Linked DNA regions of Homo sapiens: region 1 is linked to region 2. Evidence: chromatin contacts called from ENCODE Hi-C or POLR2A ChIA-PET data. All regions are on one chromosome and are shown on one strand. Each heading gives the region's core, a stretch centred on a gene start or an enhancer-like site at or near the end of the contact. The rest is flanking DNA. Distances are from core to core; before and after follow the strand shown.

Region 1 (6,659 bases), core at 4,160-6,659, 3.8 Mb after region 2:
GGTAGAATGTGGGAGTGTTGCATAGAATTTTGAGAGTGAGATCTATAAACACTTGGGTCAAATTTCAAGAAGATAAAGTTCTGTCAGACTTCAAGGTCCATCTGAGGGTTTGGCAAAGCAAAAAAGATACCAGTTTTAAATTAAGCAGTAATTGCTCTGTTTTGGTTGTTGGATATTACTGAGCGGGCTCTTGCCAGTCACATCAAGTCTGTTATCTCTGGACTCACAGCAGAGGGGGGGCATTGTAAGAGGCAGGAGATTCTGCAGCTGAGCTTCAGGCATGGGCAAGACTAAGGAACTGAATTCCCCGCCACCCCAAGACCACATTCCGTATTATAATCTCTGAACACAAAGGGCAGCCCCGGAGAGCTGCGGCTCCCATATTCTGCAGTTAAATCCCTCAGCGTGGGGGAGAGGCACACAGCCTTGGCAGGCAGAGTAGATGCTGGAGAGACAGATGCTTTTTCTGCAGCATTTGGTGAGGCTGCCTCGGGCTGGCATTTCTGTTGCCACATTCTCAGCAAAGACTGAACACCCTGGCCTGATCTCGGTGGTGAAAGAGCTCCTGCCAACACGGGCAGCCTTCTCACAACGGCTCGGCCTTTCCCTAAAGAAAGGTTTAGTCCAGAAAGGACTCAGTGGGACCCAGGTGGAAAGGCTGTCTTGAGCTCATTCATCTGAAGCTTTTATTCTGTGAGAGGTCCTAGTCAGGGGTTCAGCTTTCCCAGATAAAGAAATCACTGTTGGCCGGGCGCGGTGGCTCACGCCTTTAATCCCAGCACTTTGGGAGGCCGAGGCGGGCGGATCACGAGGTCAGGAGATCGAGACCATCCTGGCTAACATGGTGAAACCCCATCTCTACTAAAAATACAAAAAAATTACCCAGGCATGGTGGTGGGCACCTATAGTCCCAGCTACTGGGCAGACTGAGGCAGGAGAATCGCTTGAACCCGGGAGGCGGAGCTTGCAGTGATCCGAGATGGCGCCACTGCACTCCAGCCTGGGCGACAGAGCGAGACTCCGTCTCAAAAAAAAAAAGAAATCACTTACATAATTTTGTTGACCCCTCAGACCATTGCCAGGAAAATGGGCCTTTGGTTTTTCAGTCAACTTCAGTCTTACACTGCAAGTCTGCAATGAACCCGGAGAACTATTTCTTCCCACTCTTAAGCGTCTCTTCCCATTGCTCTTCACTTCTACTAGTTTGGTTTTCAGGATTCCCTGCCCCGGTGGGAGATAGCTTAGGCCAAAGTCCAGACTCCCTGTTCGTCTTCCTTCCTGGGACCATTTAGGTGGATGGTGAGTCACACCATGGATCCTATTGGTAATTCCTAGTAGCTCATGCTCAGTTTGAAGGTAGGTGATAGAAAATATTGTGCCCTAGAAGGTAGAAGTCCTAGAAAACCCCAGCAAGTTTCCCTTTTGTCTTAAGCTTTCACTCCACATTCTAAAAAGCAGAGTTGGCTGGGCGCGGTGGCTCACGCCTGAATTCCTAGCACTTTGGGAGGCGAGGCGGGTGGATCACCTGAGGTCAGGAGTTCGAGACCAGCCTGGCCAACATGATGAAACCCCTATCTCCACTAAAAATACAAAAATTAGCCAGGTGTGGTGGCACACGCCTATAATCCCAGCTACTCAAGAAGCTGAGGCAGGAGAATCGCTTGAACTTGGGAGGTAGAGGTTGCAGTGAGCCGAGATCGTGGCACTCGCTGCACTCCAGCCTCTGTGACAGGAGTAAGACTCCATCTCAAAAATAACATTAAAATAAAAAGCAGAGTTGAGCTAGACAGAATGTAAATTAGTGGTGCACAGGAAACCAGCCTGGAGACATGTTTTATTTGATTAATTTAGTATCTTTTTATTTTTTTTTTAGACAGTCTCACTCTGTCACCCAGGTTGGACAGCTCAGTGCAGCCTCAACCTCCCGGGCTCCTCCCACCCCAGACTCCTGGGTAGCTAGGACTACAGATGTGCACCACAACACCCGACTAACTAAAAGCTTTTTTTAGAGACAGGGTCTTGCTTTATTGCCCAGGCTGGTCTTGAACTCCTGGGCTCAAGTGATCCTCCCGCCTTGACCTCCCAAAGTGCTGGGATTACAGGCATGAGCCACTGTGCCCGTCTGTGTCCATTTTTAAACACCTAAAAAAATTCATATGAAATTCCTAATATCAGCTTCTCTTGGAGAAATTGGAAGGACCAGCAAATAGGGATCTATATTCCTGTAAGAACTCCATCTCCTTTGGACAGGCAGGTCCTCTCTCCTTTGCTACAAATCCATCCTCTCCCTGTCGCCCAGGCCAGCTGTCGCTTTTTTTTTTTTTTTTTTTTTAAGACAGAGTCTCACCCTGTTGCCCAGGCAGGAGTATGGTGGCGCAATCTCGGCTCACTGCAACCTCCTTCTCCTGGGTTCAAGCGATTCTTCTGCCTCAGCCTCCTGAGTAGGTGGGATTACAGGCACCTGCCACCACGCTCGGCTAATTTTTGTATTTTTAGTAGAGATGGGGTTTTGCCACGTTGGCCAGGCTGGTCTCGAACTCCTGACCTCAGGTGATCTGTCTGCCTCGGCCTCCCAAAGTGCTGGAATTACAGGCGTTAGCCACCGCGCCCAGCCTTGTCTGTTGCCTTTATTTCTGAGCTTGCCTTGTTTTTCTTGTGCTTGGTGTCCTTCACTCATTTCTTTATCTGCCTCCGTAGTCTCTCTTGTTATCTAATCCCAGATACACACATGTATGCACACTTACTGGAGTTTGTGACCCTATTATGACATTTTGGTTCTGTTGGTGGAAAAACTGATCACCTGGAAAGGTTTCTCTTTTTCTCGAAGCAATTGAAATAACCCGTGTTTAAAGATAAACGTCTTCTGTTTTCAGATAACTAAGAAATTCGTCAAAGGCTCTACAGAGAAGAACAAGCTCAGACTGCAAAGAGTAAGACATTTTCCCTGAAATAGAAAATTAACCTGCTGTGCTTTTTGCATTAAATAGTAAGCAAAGCCCTTTGAAGTTCCTTTGGTCTAGTTTTTACATTTTCCCCAGCCTTCTCTGACCATCATTTTGATTCCTGCTTCATTTTAAGTACTTGGACTTCATGGTTTGTGGATTGTGTCATTTTTTGGCTTGCTGAGTGAGTCCTAAGGTTTTGTGTGTGGCCTTTTCTAAGCTTTTATCAATAGTGCTACCACTGTCTTAATGGTTCAGTATCCCATTGTAGCTTCAAATTACCTTCCAAAAACCCAGTCCATTTCCTTGTAGTCCTGTCTCTTTTTTTTTTTTTTTTTTTTTTTTGAGACAGAGTCTCGCTCTGCCACCCAGGCTGGGGTGCAGTGGTGCGATCTCGGCTCACTGCAAGCTCCACCTCCCAGGTTCACGCCATTCTCCTGGCTCAGCCTCCCCAGTAGTTGGGACTACAGGCATCCACCACCACGCCTGGCTAATTTTTTGTATTTTTAGTAGAGACGGGGTTTCACCATGTTAGCCAGGATGGTCTCGATCTCCTGACCTCGTGATCCGCCCGCCTCGGCCTCCCAGAGTGCTGGGATTACAGGTGTGAGCCGCCGCGCCTGGCCAGTCCTGTGTCTTTCACTTATTGCTAAGTGCTATAACATCTGAATAGCCTCTACACTCGATGGGTGGTTATCCTTTAGTGACTCTCTGCTTAGTCTCCTATTCTGTGGGGGGCATCACCACGTTTTCCACACAGCAATGCAGGGGGCTTTTGTTTTGTTTTGTCTTTGAGACGGAGTCTTGCTCTGTCACCAGACTGGAGTGCAGTGGCACGATCTCGGCTCACTGCAACCTCTGCCTCCCGGGTTCAAGCGGTTCTTCTGCCTCAGCCTCCCGAGTAGCTGGGACTACAGGCACTTGCTGCCATAGCCAGCTAATTTTTTTTTTTTTTTTTTTTTTTTGTATTTTAGTAGAGATGGGGTTCACCATGTTGCCCAGGCTGGTCTCAAACTCCTGAGCTCAGGCAATCCTCCCGTCTCAGCCTCCCAAAGTGCTAGGATTACAGGCCTGAGCCACTACACCTGGCCGCAGGGGACTTTTTACTTATTGCTTAAAGGTTAGAGAAATTGAACATCATGTCATACCGAAACAAACCAAAACTCCAGGGAAGGCCTCTGGGCTTTGCCTATGCAGTGCCAGCTCACAGGAGGGGCCTGGTGACCATGGGCTCTGCGTTTACTGAGTGTTTCCTGAGCTCCCTGATGTTCACTGGGCGTTTCCTGAGCTTCCTGATGGCCACACTGAGTTTTTGTGTTTCAGATTTGGGGTTGATTTTTATTTTATTACTTTTTTTTTTATTGAGACACAGTCTCTGTTGCCCAGGCTGGAGTGTAGTGGTGCAATCTCGGCTCACTGCAGCCTCTACCTCCCGGGTTCAAGCGATTCTCCTGCCTCAGCCTCTCGAGTAGCTGGGATTATAGGCACGAGCCACCACGCCTGGATAATTTTTTGTATTTTTAGTAGAGACAGGGTTTCGCTATGTTTGTCAGGCTGGTCTCAAACTCCTGACTTCAGGTGATCCACCCACCTTGGCTTCCCAAAGTGCTGGGACTACAGGTGTGAGCCACCACGCCCAGCCTGATTTTTATTTTTACAGTTTATCTCATTCTTTGGAACAAGAGCACTTTTAAAGCTCATTGGAACCTCCGAGTCCCGCACACCGGGTTGGGGAGCGGAGAAAGTATCCAACGGCGGCTGAAGAAATCTGATTCACCTGCAGTTTCTAGAAGCCTTCTATTTCCTGCTTAGCAACAGGGTGGGAGACTCTTCACCCAGTTATGTTTATAGTCTCCTTGTTCAGTCCAGACGGTCACCTTCCTCGTGTGTCTCGTATATCAGATGCAGTCACACAGCACACTGGCAGGAAATGCACATCAGACATCTTCCAGGCTGTGTCTCTGTGGCTTTTGTTAAAGCTACCAGAGATGTATTGGAACACATTTAGAATTTTTCCTTAGAGACAAGGGCAGATATCCTAACCCAAACTGAAAGCTGAGCTGTCAGGCTCCAGACGTGTGGGAAGCCCATATTGGATGAGAGGTGGTCCTCATGCAGTGTTAGGAGCGGGCACCTGTGGAGCTGGGCAGGTGAGCGTTTTTTTTTTTTATTTTGAGACAGTCTCGCTCTGTTGCCCATGCTGGAGTGCAGCGGCGTGATCTCGGCTCCCTGCAACCTCCACCTCCCAGGTTCGAGCGATTCTCCTGCCTCGGTCTCCCAAGAAGCTGGGATTACAGGCACGTGCCTTCATGCCCAGCTAATTTTTGTATTTTTAGTAGAGACGGGGTTTCACCATGTTGGCCAGGCTGGTCTCGAACTCCTGACCTCAAGTAATCCGCCTGCCTCGGCTTCCCAAAGTGCTGGGATTACAGGTGGGAGCCTGCGCCTGGCTGAGCATGTTTAACATTGAACTTCAGATTACGTAATGACTGAGTGTCCCAGGCCACTGCCAAGTCTTTGGAATGAGGAACGTAGTGATGAAGTGTTACTTCCTTAAAGAATTTGAAACAAGGCTGGGCGTAGTGGCTCGCCCCCATAATCCCACACTTTGGGAGGCCAAAGTGGGAGGATTTCTTGAGCCCAGGAGTTTGAGACAAGCCTGGGCAACGTAGTGTCTCTACTAAAAAGAAAAAGAATTCCTGGGCTGGTTGCAATGGGTCATGCCTGTAATCCTAGCACTTTGGGAGGCTGAGGTGGACAGATTGCTTGAGCGCAGGAGTTAAAGATCAGTCTGGGCAACATAGTGAGACTCCATCTCTACAAAAATTAGCCAGGTGTGGTGACAGGTGCCTGTGGTCCCAGCTACTCGGGAGGCTGAGGCAGGAGGACTGATTTGAGCCCAGGACGGAGGTTGCAGTGAGCCAAGATAGCATTGCTGCACTCCCTCCAGCCTGGGCACTAGAATGAGACTCTATCTCCAAATAAATAAATAATGTTTTTTTGTTTTGTTTTTCAGACAGAGTCTTGCTCTGTCACCCAGGCTGCAGTGCCGTGGCGTGATCTTGAACTGCCTTGTGGGTTTAAGCGATCCTTGTGCCTCAGACTCCTGAGTAGCTGGGACTATAGGTGTGCGCCACCACATTCAGCTAATTTTTTTGTATTTTTGGTAGACTTGGGGTTTCACCTTCTTGGCCAGGCTGGTCTCAAACTTCTGGCCTCAAGCAATTTGTCTGCCTCAGCCTCCCAAAGTGCTGGGATTATAGGTGTGAGCCCCCTCAGCCCAGCAGGATTGTGTTTTAAATGAATCTTATATTGAATTTCCCACAAGTACCAGGACACAGGGCTAATTCTTAACATTTTTCTCATGATGGAAGGAAGCATAATGGATTATGAAAATCACTTCTGTGGCTGGGTGCTGGGGCTCATGCCTATAATTCCAACACTTTGGGAGGCTAAGGCAGAAGGATTGTTTGAGGCCACGTGTTCAAGACCAGCCTGGGCAACACAGCAAAACCCCATCTCTAGGAAAATTACAAAAATAGCTGGGTATAGTGGTGTGTGCTTATAGCCCCTGCTACTCAGGAGCCTGAGGTGGGAGGATCACTTGAGCCTGGGAGGTCGAGGCTGCAGCCAGCTATGACTGCACCACTGCACTCCACCATGGGCAACAGAGTAGACTTTGTCTCAAGAAAAATAAAATCACTTCTGTGTAAAGTT
Region 2 (7,555 bases), core at 252-2,751:
GTGCTGGGATTACAGGCGTGAGCCACCGCACCAGGCCTCGGACCCTTGACCTCTTGATCCGCCCACCTTGGCCACCCAAAAGTGCTGGGAGTACAGGCGTGAGCCACCGCACCAGGCCTCGAACCCCCGACCTCTTGATCCGCCCACCTCGGCCACCCAAAAGTGCTGGGATTACAGGCGTGAGCCACCGCACCTGGCCAGGTTTTTTCCCTTTATAAAGGTTCTCCCGCCTCTCCCTTCCCGGCTGCCTAATGGACGCAGACAGGATGTGGGACAGAAGCACCGGCGGGAAGCAAGCACAGGGAAGCTCCCACCTCCCTCCCACACCACCAGCCAGGCCAGGACGAGGGCCTGCCACCGCTGGAGCCTGGGCTGTCCCTCCCAAGTTTCGCAGTCATCCAGTCTCCATTAGGCGCCTACCCCCCAGAGCCAAGCCAGGACAGCTGAGTCAGTTCAGGGTTCACATCCTGGCTCTGCACATGTGGCCTTGGCGGCGGGGCCGGGGGGGGGGTCTCTCCAGACATAATCTTGGGCCTCACCTATGTCCCTGGAAAGTGGGAGCACCTGGTGGGGTTCTGGGGAGGGGGAATTACGAGAGCTCCAGGAAGGAGCCTGCTCAGCAAGGACAGGGCCCATGAGCGGTGCAAGAGATGTTTCAGCAACGCCGTCTGGGCGTGTCCTGGGACCCGAGAGGTGGAGACCGCCCTCAGCCTGTCTCAGAATCTGAGCCTTTGCCTTTTCTCCCGGCAGCAGGGAGCGGACTCTCCTCTCCCGGGCCGCCGTGGGGGTCGCGCTCACCCTCCAGCAGCTCCACGTGGCCCCAGTCCTTCCTGCGGTCTTGGTCTTGCTCCTGGGGGCTGGCGGACGAGCTCCTCCTGGGGCCGCAGACGCCACCGGCGGTCCCTGCGGGAAAGACGAGAGCGGCTGAGCGGGGCCGGGCGTGTGGGCGGGGGCCTCCATAAAGGCAGAAGCCGAAGGGTCGAAGGGCAAAGGAGCCCTAAACGCAGCGGAAACTCTCGGAGCACGGGCTTAAGTTGGAAAGAAACTAAGACAGCGAAGGTGGAAGGGCCCCGCCGCGGCGAACACGGGCGCGGAACCGCCGAGAGAGGGTTCCTCGCACTCGAGGTGCAGCAGGTCAAAGGTTAAGAGCCCTAAACACCACACCTGGGGTCAGGAGGCTGCATAAGAAACCACGAGTCAAAGGTCAGACTGCACGGAGGAGCCTCAGTCGAAAAGCGGGCAAGGGCGAGTGGAAAGCGGGGCCGGGTCGGTGGGCTGCGCACGCCCAGGTGCAAAGAGGCAAAGGTCAAAGCGCCAAAGGCCCCGGCCGCGCGGGGAGGAGCCCACGCCGTGGCCCCCGGGCTGCCTGGCCGTCTCCCTTTGTGTTACCTTCTTTGCCGGGGAGTCCCGGGCGGCCGCAAGGCCGTAGGGCTCGTTTGAGCCCCGCCGCTCCGCGGCCCCAGCAAAGTGCCGACATTACGCACGCCGCTCCAGGCCACCCCACCGGCCCGCGCCTGCGCATGCGCCCGCGCCGCCTGCCGGGAGTTGTGGTTTCATGGTCGACGGAGGCTGCGAAGGGAAACCCCAGCCGGAAGTAGACTCCCAGGATGCAGCGGAGGCGCGAAGGCATGCGCCGGTGGACGCTCTGATTGGTTCCTCCTGCTGTTTTTAAAGGGAGGGGGCGGGACAGAGCTGTTGCCGTGGCAACTGGGAGGCACTCTCAGGCTGTTTTCCCGAGGACCTCAAATCCGGACTTTTTTTCTGTTTTTCTTTCTTTTTTGGTTTTGTTTTGGACGCGTTGTGGCCCAGGCTGGAGTGCAGTGGCGTGATCATAGCTCAGTGCAGCTTCGAACTGCTGGGGTAAAGAGATCCTCGCCCCTCGGCTTCCCAAAGCGCTGGGATTGCAGACGCCGCCACCGTGCCCGGCTTTTTTTTTTTTTTTTTCAAGGCATACTCATCTAATAACGAGGACAGCATCTGCAATTTAGAGATTCCTGTCCGCAACCTTCATTGCTCCAACGACAACTTTTGGGTAAGAGTCATTAGGATGCCGTCTATCATGGAGGAAGCTGAGGCTCAGAGAGGGCCACCAAGTTGCTGGAAGACACAGCACGTGCGACCTCAGGGAGGCTGCAAGGAGAGAAAGCCCCAGTCCGCGAGACTCCCAGCCTCCAGCTTCAGTTTACCCTCCAATCCCCAAGCCCTCAGGGGCAGGAGCCGAATGGAGCGGCAGGCTTGGATTCACCTGCTAAGTGGGGTGAGGTCAAGGGAATGAAATAAACCTCGGAGCCTAGAGCCTGCCCTGGTCTCCGCGTGATCCTGCCTAGGAGGAGCAGGGCGGGAGCTTTAGAATGGAACCTGGAAGGTGTGCCCACCTGTGTCGTTCAGCCGGGGCAGCAGGCCAGAGGCGGGAGCGCCTGCTGTGGGGCAGTAGGCTTGGGAAGGGTGAGAATAGGAATATCTGGGGGTAACTGTGTTCCAGGCTAATATCCCAGTTGCAAAGGGGAGCTGGTTTGGTGGCTCAGGCCTGTCATCCCAGCACTTTGGGAGGCTGAGGCGGGCGGATCACCTAAGGTCAGAGTTCGAGACCAGCTTGGCAAATACGCAAGCATGCCTGGCAACATGGCAAAACCCCGTCTCTAGTAAAAATACAAAAATTATCCGGGGGTGGTGGCGGGCACCTGTAATCCCAGCTACTCGGGAGGCTGAGGCAGGAGAATCGCTTGAACCCGGGAGGCGGAGGTTGCAGTGAGCCAAGATCTCGCCACTGCACTCCAGCCTGGGTGACAGAGCGAGAACCTGTCTCAAAAAAAAAAAAGTGCAAAGGGAGGTCAGTTCAGTGCCTCAGGCCTGTAATCCCAGCACTTTGGGAGGCTGCGGCGGGAGGATCGCTTGAGCCCAGGAGTTCCAGACAAGCCTTGGGCAACCGAGATACTGAGACCCAGTCTCCACCAAAGGAAAAAAAGAAATTAGCCAGGCATGGTGGTGCACACCTGTGGTCCCAGATACTCGGGAGGCTGAGGCAGGAGGACTGCTTGAGCCCAGGAGGTTTAGACTGCAGTGAGCTGAGATGGCGCCACTGTACTCCAGCCTGGGTTGACAGAACAGGACCCTGTCTCAAAACAAAACAAGTGCAAAGGCCCTGAGGCAGGAACAAGCGTGGACAGAGGAGCAATTTGAGCAGAGTGGGGCTGGGGAGAGGGAGCAAAGATGTAGCTGGGGCTCAGTTAGGGGGCCTGACCACACGGGGGCTCGGGGGCCTCAGCTCAAGCTATCCTCCATCCCCAAACCCTGGCACTTCAGTTTCCCCATCAGCCCAGAACGAGGACTCGACCTCACTCTGGAAGGGCCTGGCAGCCTCCTTACAGCACATTCCAGACGCTGCTGCCGACGCCTGCGTGAGCGCACTGATGCCACCGGCTGGGAATGTTTTCGACAGACGGCAGCACCCTCCCTCACCTGCCTCAGTCCACCTCAGGGTGCCCCAGCGGGCTGTGACCTCAGACCTCACCCACTACTGGGGTCACCTGCCTGGCCCTGAATCAGCCAGGCCTGGTGTGCCAAGACCTACAGACACCCCCTGCACCCCTGCAGGCTGGCAGAGCCAGAAACTTGGGTGGAAACCGACTTCTGAACTATTTCACCATTCCTTATGCGTTAGTCTTTTCTTTTATTTGATGAGATCCCAGCACTTTGGGAGGCCGAGGCGGGCGGATCACGTGAGGTCAGGAGTTTGAGACCAGCCTGGCCAACATGGTGAAACCCCGTCTCTACTAAAAATACGAAAATTAGCCGGGCATGGTGGCCTGTGCCTGTAATCCCAGCTACTCAGGAGGCCAAGGGAGGAAAATCACTTGAACCTGAGAGGTGGAGGTTACAGTGAGCCAAGATCGCACCACTGCACTCCAGCCTTGGGCAATGTAGCCAAACCCCATCACTACAAATAATACAAAAAAATTTTGTTGGCTGTGATGGTGCCTGCCTGTGGCCCCATCTACTTGGGAGGCTGAGGTGGGAAGATGTAGAATTGCTTGAGCCAGGAGGCAGAGGCTGCAGTGAGCTGTGATTGAGCCACTGCACTCCAGCCTGGGCGACAGAGCGAGACCCTGTCTCAAAAAAAAAAGAACATAATCTGGGTTTTGGAATAAGACAGCAGTTTCTGAAACAGCTCATTGCCCAAATTCCAGCCTCGCAACTCTGTAGCCGCCACCACCCCCCAGCCCCACCATTTATTTTAACTACATCTGTCTCCACCACTCCTGTATTAAGTAAATGCAATATTGGCTGGTCATGGTGGCTCATGCCTGTAATTCCAGCACTTTGGGAGGCTGAGGCAGGCAGATCCCCTGAGGTCAGGAGTTCGAGACTGGCCTGGCCAACGTGGTGAAACCCTGTCTCCACTAAAAATTCAAAAATTAGCCGGACGTGGTAGTGGGTGGTGCCTGTAATCCCAGCTACTTGGGAGGCTGAGGTAAGAGAAATGCTTGAATCCAAGAGACTGAGGTTGCAGTGAGCTGAGATCTCGCCGCTGCACTCCAGCCTGAACGACAGAGCGAGACTCCGTCTCAAAAATAAATTAATAAATACAACATTAATTATTTTTCTTGCTTAAGTTTTACGAAGAGACTTAATATCACCATCAAAAGTGGGAAACCATATATCTGGCCGGGCGTGGTGGCTCCCGCCTGTCATCCCAGCACTACGGGAGGCCGAGGCGGGCGGATCCCCTGAGGCCGGGAGCTGGAGACCAGCCTGGCTAACATGGTGAAACCCTCATCTCCAATAAAAATAACAAAAATTAGCCGGGCATGGTGGGTGCCTGTAATCCCAGCTATTCAGGAGGCTGAGGCAGAAGAATCACTTGAACCCGGGAGGCGGAGGTTGCAGGGAGCCGAGATCACACCACTGCCCTCCGGCCTGGGCGACAGAGCGAGACTCTGTCTAAAAACAAAACAAAACAAAACCCAACCAAGCAAACCCCACAGAGTCGAGAATCGCTAGATGGAAGGGGATGGCCCAGGTCCCTGGAGCCCCTGTGACAAATTACCACAAACTCGGTGCCTTAAAGCAACGTTCATTTTCTTACATTTCTGGAAATGAAAAGTCCAAAATCAGGACTGCGGGGCTGAAGTCAAGGTGTGTGGAGGCCTCGCTCCCTCCAGAGGCCCTGGGGCTCCTTCCTGCCTCTCCCAGCTTTTGAAGGCTCCAGGTGTGCTTGGCCTGCGGCCACATCACTCCCGTCTCGGTCTCTGTGGTCGCACTGCAGCCTCCTCGTCTGCCTGTGTGAAATCTCCTCCTGTCTCCGTATTGTGACCGCGTTTAGGATGCCCCAGGACAATCTTCTCCATATCGTTCAGATCTTCATGGTGTCAATATATTGAGACTCTTTTTCCAAATAAGGCAAATGTCACATTCTAGGGATCAGGGTGGGGACTTACCTTTGGGCCAACCACAGAGGCTACAAAGAGGAAGACACCACTCAATACAAAGCGTGCGCCAGCCCAGCCCTGATCGGTGTTTGTTGTTGTTGTTTTTGTTTGAGACAGAGTCTCGCTCTGTCGCCCAGGCTGGAGGGCAGTGGCATGATCTCAGCTCATTGCAACCTCCGCCTCCTGGGTTGTATAGATTCTCCTGCCTCAGCCTCCTGAGTAGCTGGGATTACAGGCGTGAAAAGGAGCAAGGCTCTGCCCCAGCCACAGCGCGGATGCACCTTGAGGATGTCATGCTCAGTGAAAGACGCCAGACACAGAAGGACACACAGTGTGTGATCCCCTTTATATGAAATGTCCACAACAGGCCCATCCACAGAGGCAGGAAGGGGATGTGTGGGTGCCGGGGGCTGGCAGAGGGGATGAGTGACAGCTGATGGGGCTTCTTCTTGCGGTGATGGAATCTTCTGGAACTAGACAGTCGTGGTGGTTGCACAACTCTACGAGGTACTAAAATCACTGAACTGGCTGGGTGCAGTGGCTCATGCCTGTAATCCCAGCACTTTGGGAGGCAGAAGCAGGTAGATCACGAGGTCAGGAGTTTGAGACCAGCCTGGCCAACATGGTAAAACTCTGTCTCTACTAAAAATACAAAAATTAGCTGGGTGTGGTGGCAGGTGCCTGTAATCCCAGCTACTCAGGAGGCTGAGGCAGGAGAATCGCTTGAACCAGGGAGGCAGAGTTTGCAGTGAGCCGAGATCGCACCACTGCACTCCAGTCTGGGTGACAGAGCCAGACTCCGTCTCAAAGAAATAATAATAAAATAAAATCACTGAACTGTACAGTGTAAGTGGGTGAATTGTGTGGTATATGAGTGATGTTTCCGAGGTGTCATTAAAGAAACTCAGACGCCTGGGGTGGGGCCAGTCTCACCGCTGTGGGTCCCATCCCCATCATTTCTCACAAGGCCCTCAGATCACCCTTCCGCGGTGGGGGGCGGACACTCTAAGAAGGGAAGACCTGGGCTCCTGCTGGCGAGAAGGCGGTGGACATTTCTTCAGTGTCTGGTGCCGCGCCCTCTGCCCAGCGTGCTCCGTGGAGGGTCTCATTGTCTTCCTCCAGACGTCTCTTTACTGGCCCATTTTACAGAGGCGGAACCGAAGCTTGGGGTGTTGGCCACAGGGCTCTAGTGTGGGAAGCCAGGCCAGGCTGGACCTCAGCCATGGGGACCCCTGTCCCTGAGACTGTGGCACCTGCCACACCCTCTGTGTGACCCGCCTAAGCCAGGAAGAGAGGGTCAGGAGATGCCTGAGCCACCAAGAAGGCATCCCAGCGTCCAGCCAGACCGGTTATCCCTCCAGAGGGCTCCCCGGCAGGACAGGCTGGTCGCCATGTCTTCAGCCTGGTGCTATTTAAAGGTGGGTGCCACCTGGGGCTGTGGCCGCAGGGCCAGGACTGGGCTGCTGGGAGCTGTGTCCCCACAGCGGAGGTCGCCGCCCCTCTCAGGCCTCGGTTTCCCCAGTTGTCAATGCCTCCACTTGGCTGTGAGTCTGTGAGGGTCACTGTGCTCACCTTTTGGGGCCCAGCGCATGGGGCAGGCAGAGGAAGGGTGGGGGCCAGCCGCCTTGCTGGGTGGTTCCCCGTGGGGCCTGGGGTATGGCTCTAAGGGAGGAGCAAGTGTGGGTGCGAATGGGGCCGCCCCATTCCTGCCGCCTCCGACGTGCCCCGCCAGCCGGCCACCGACAGGTCTACGTGGCTATCCTCCCTCCTGCCCACCTACCTGCCCAAACACACGTCCCCAGTCGTCACCTGCCCACCCACCCGCGCATTCCCACACCCTTGTGGGCCTGGCTTTCGGGAAACTACAATTTGCGGGGAGAGAAGTCCCACGAGGGCATGCCCCGGAGCCTGGCTGGTCCCACGGCTGACGCACGCGGCAGGACCTCCCGTGTCCATCTCTGTCCCCAAGCATCTCCGCCTCTGCCCCTCTCTGTCTCTGTGTCTCTCTCGTCTCTCCCGGTCATCTTCCTTGTGTCTCTTGACTGCCGCCGTCTTTCTGTCTCTGTCTCCCTCCGGGTCTCTGTCTCCCTCCAGGTCTCTGCGGCCCGCGTCTCACACTCCCGCCC

Evidence for each region. A loop is a pair of places that touch in the nucleus more often than their neighbours do. ChIA-PET counts read pairs that join two places held with the same protein, here RNA polymerase II (POLR2A).
Region 1: a loop to region 2 is called in a map of lower leg skin, with 34 times the contacts of the local background. The contact joins the enhancer-like site here to the promoter of POLRMT in region 2. A Hi-C loop is called at or near these places in 1 of 168 maps with a recorded cell type or tissue (lower leg skin). POLR2A ChIA-PET finds 5 or more read pairs at or near these places in 1 of 52 experiments (activated B cell).

The regions. Positions count from the first base shown.
Region 1 is chr19:4,415,147-4,421,805 of GRCh38, forward strand. CHAF1A (chromatin assembly factor 1 subunit A) reads left to right here. Exons shown (of 15, transcript NM_005483.3): 4 at 2,874-2,930. Among named protein-coding and RNA genes, the nearest start is that of CHAF1A, 16 kb to the left of the region's middle. Within about 2 kb of position 5,410, at least 3 of the 41 ENCODE cell types and tissues checked have a DNase peak (open chromatin) inside an H3K27ac peak, as active enhancers do.
Region 2 is chr19:632,036-639,590 of GRCh38, forward strand. It overlaps POLRMT (RNA polymerase mitochondrial), which reads right to left and starts at 1,502. Exons shown (of 21, transcript NM_005035.4): 1 at 1,390-1,502; 2 at 799-903. The coding sequence starts at 1,477. LOC105372234 (a long non-coding RNA gene) reads left to right here and starts at 1,429. Exons shown (of 2, transcript XR_936226.2): 1 at 1,429-1,860; 2 at 1,949-6,271. RefSeq lists silencers at 1,286-1,445, 1,456-1,715, 7,527-7,555 and enhancers at 5,026-5,085, 6,460-7,185.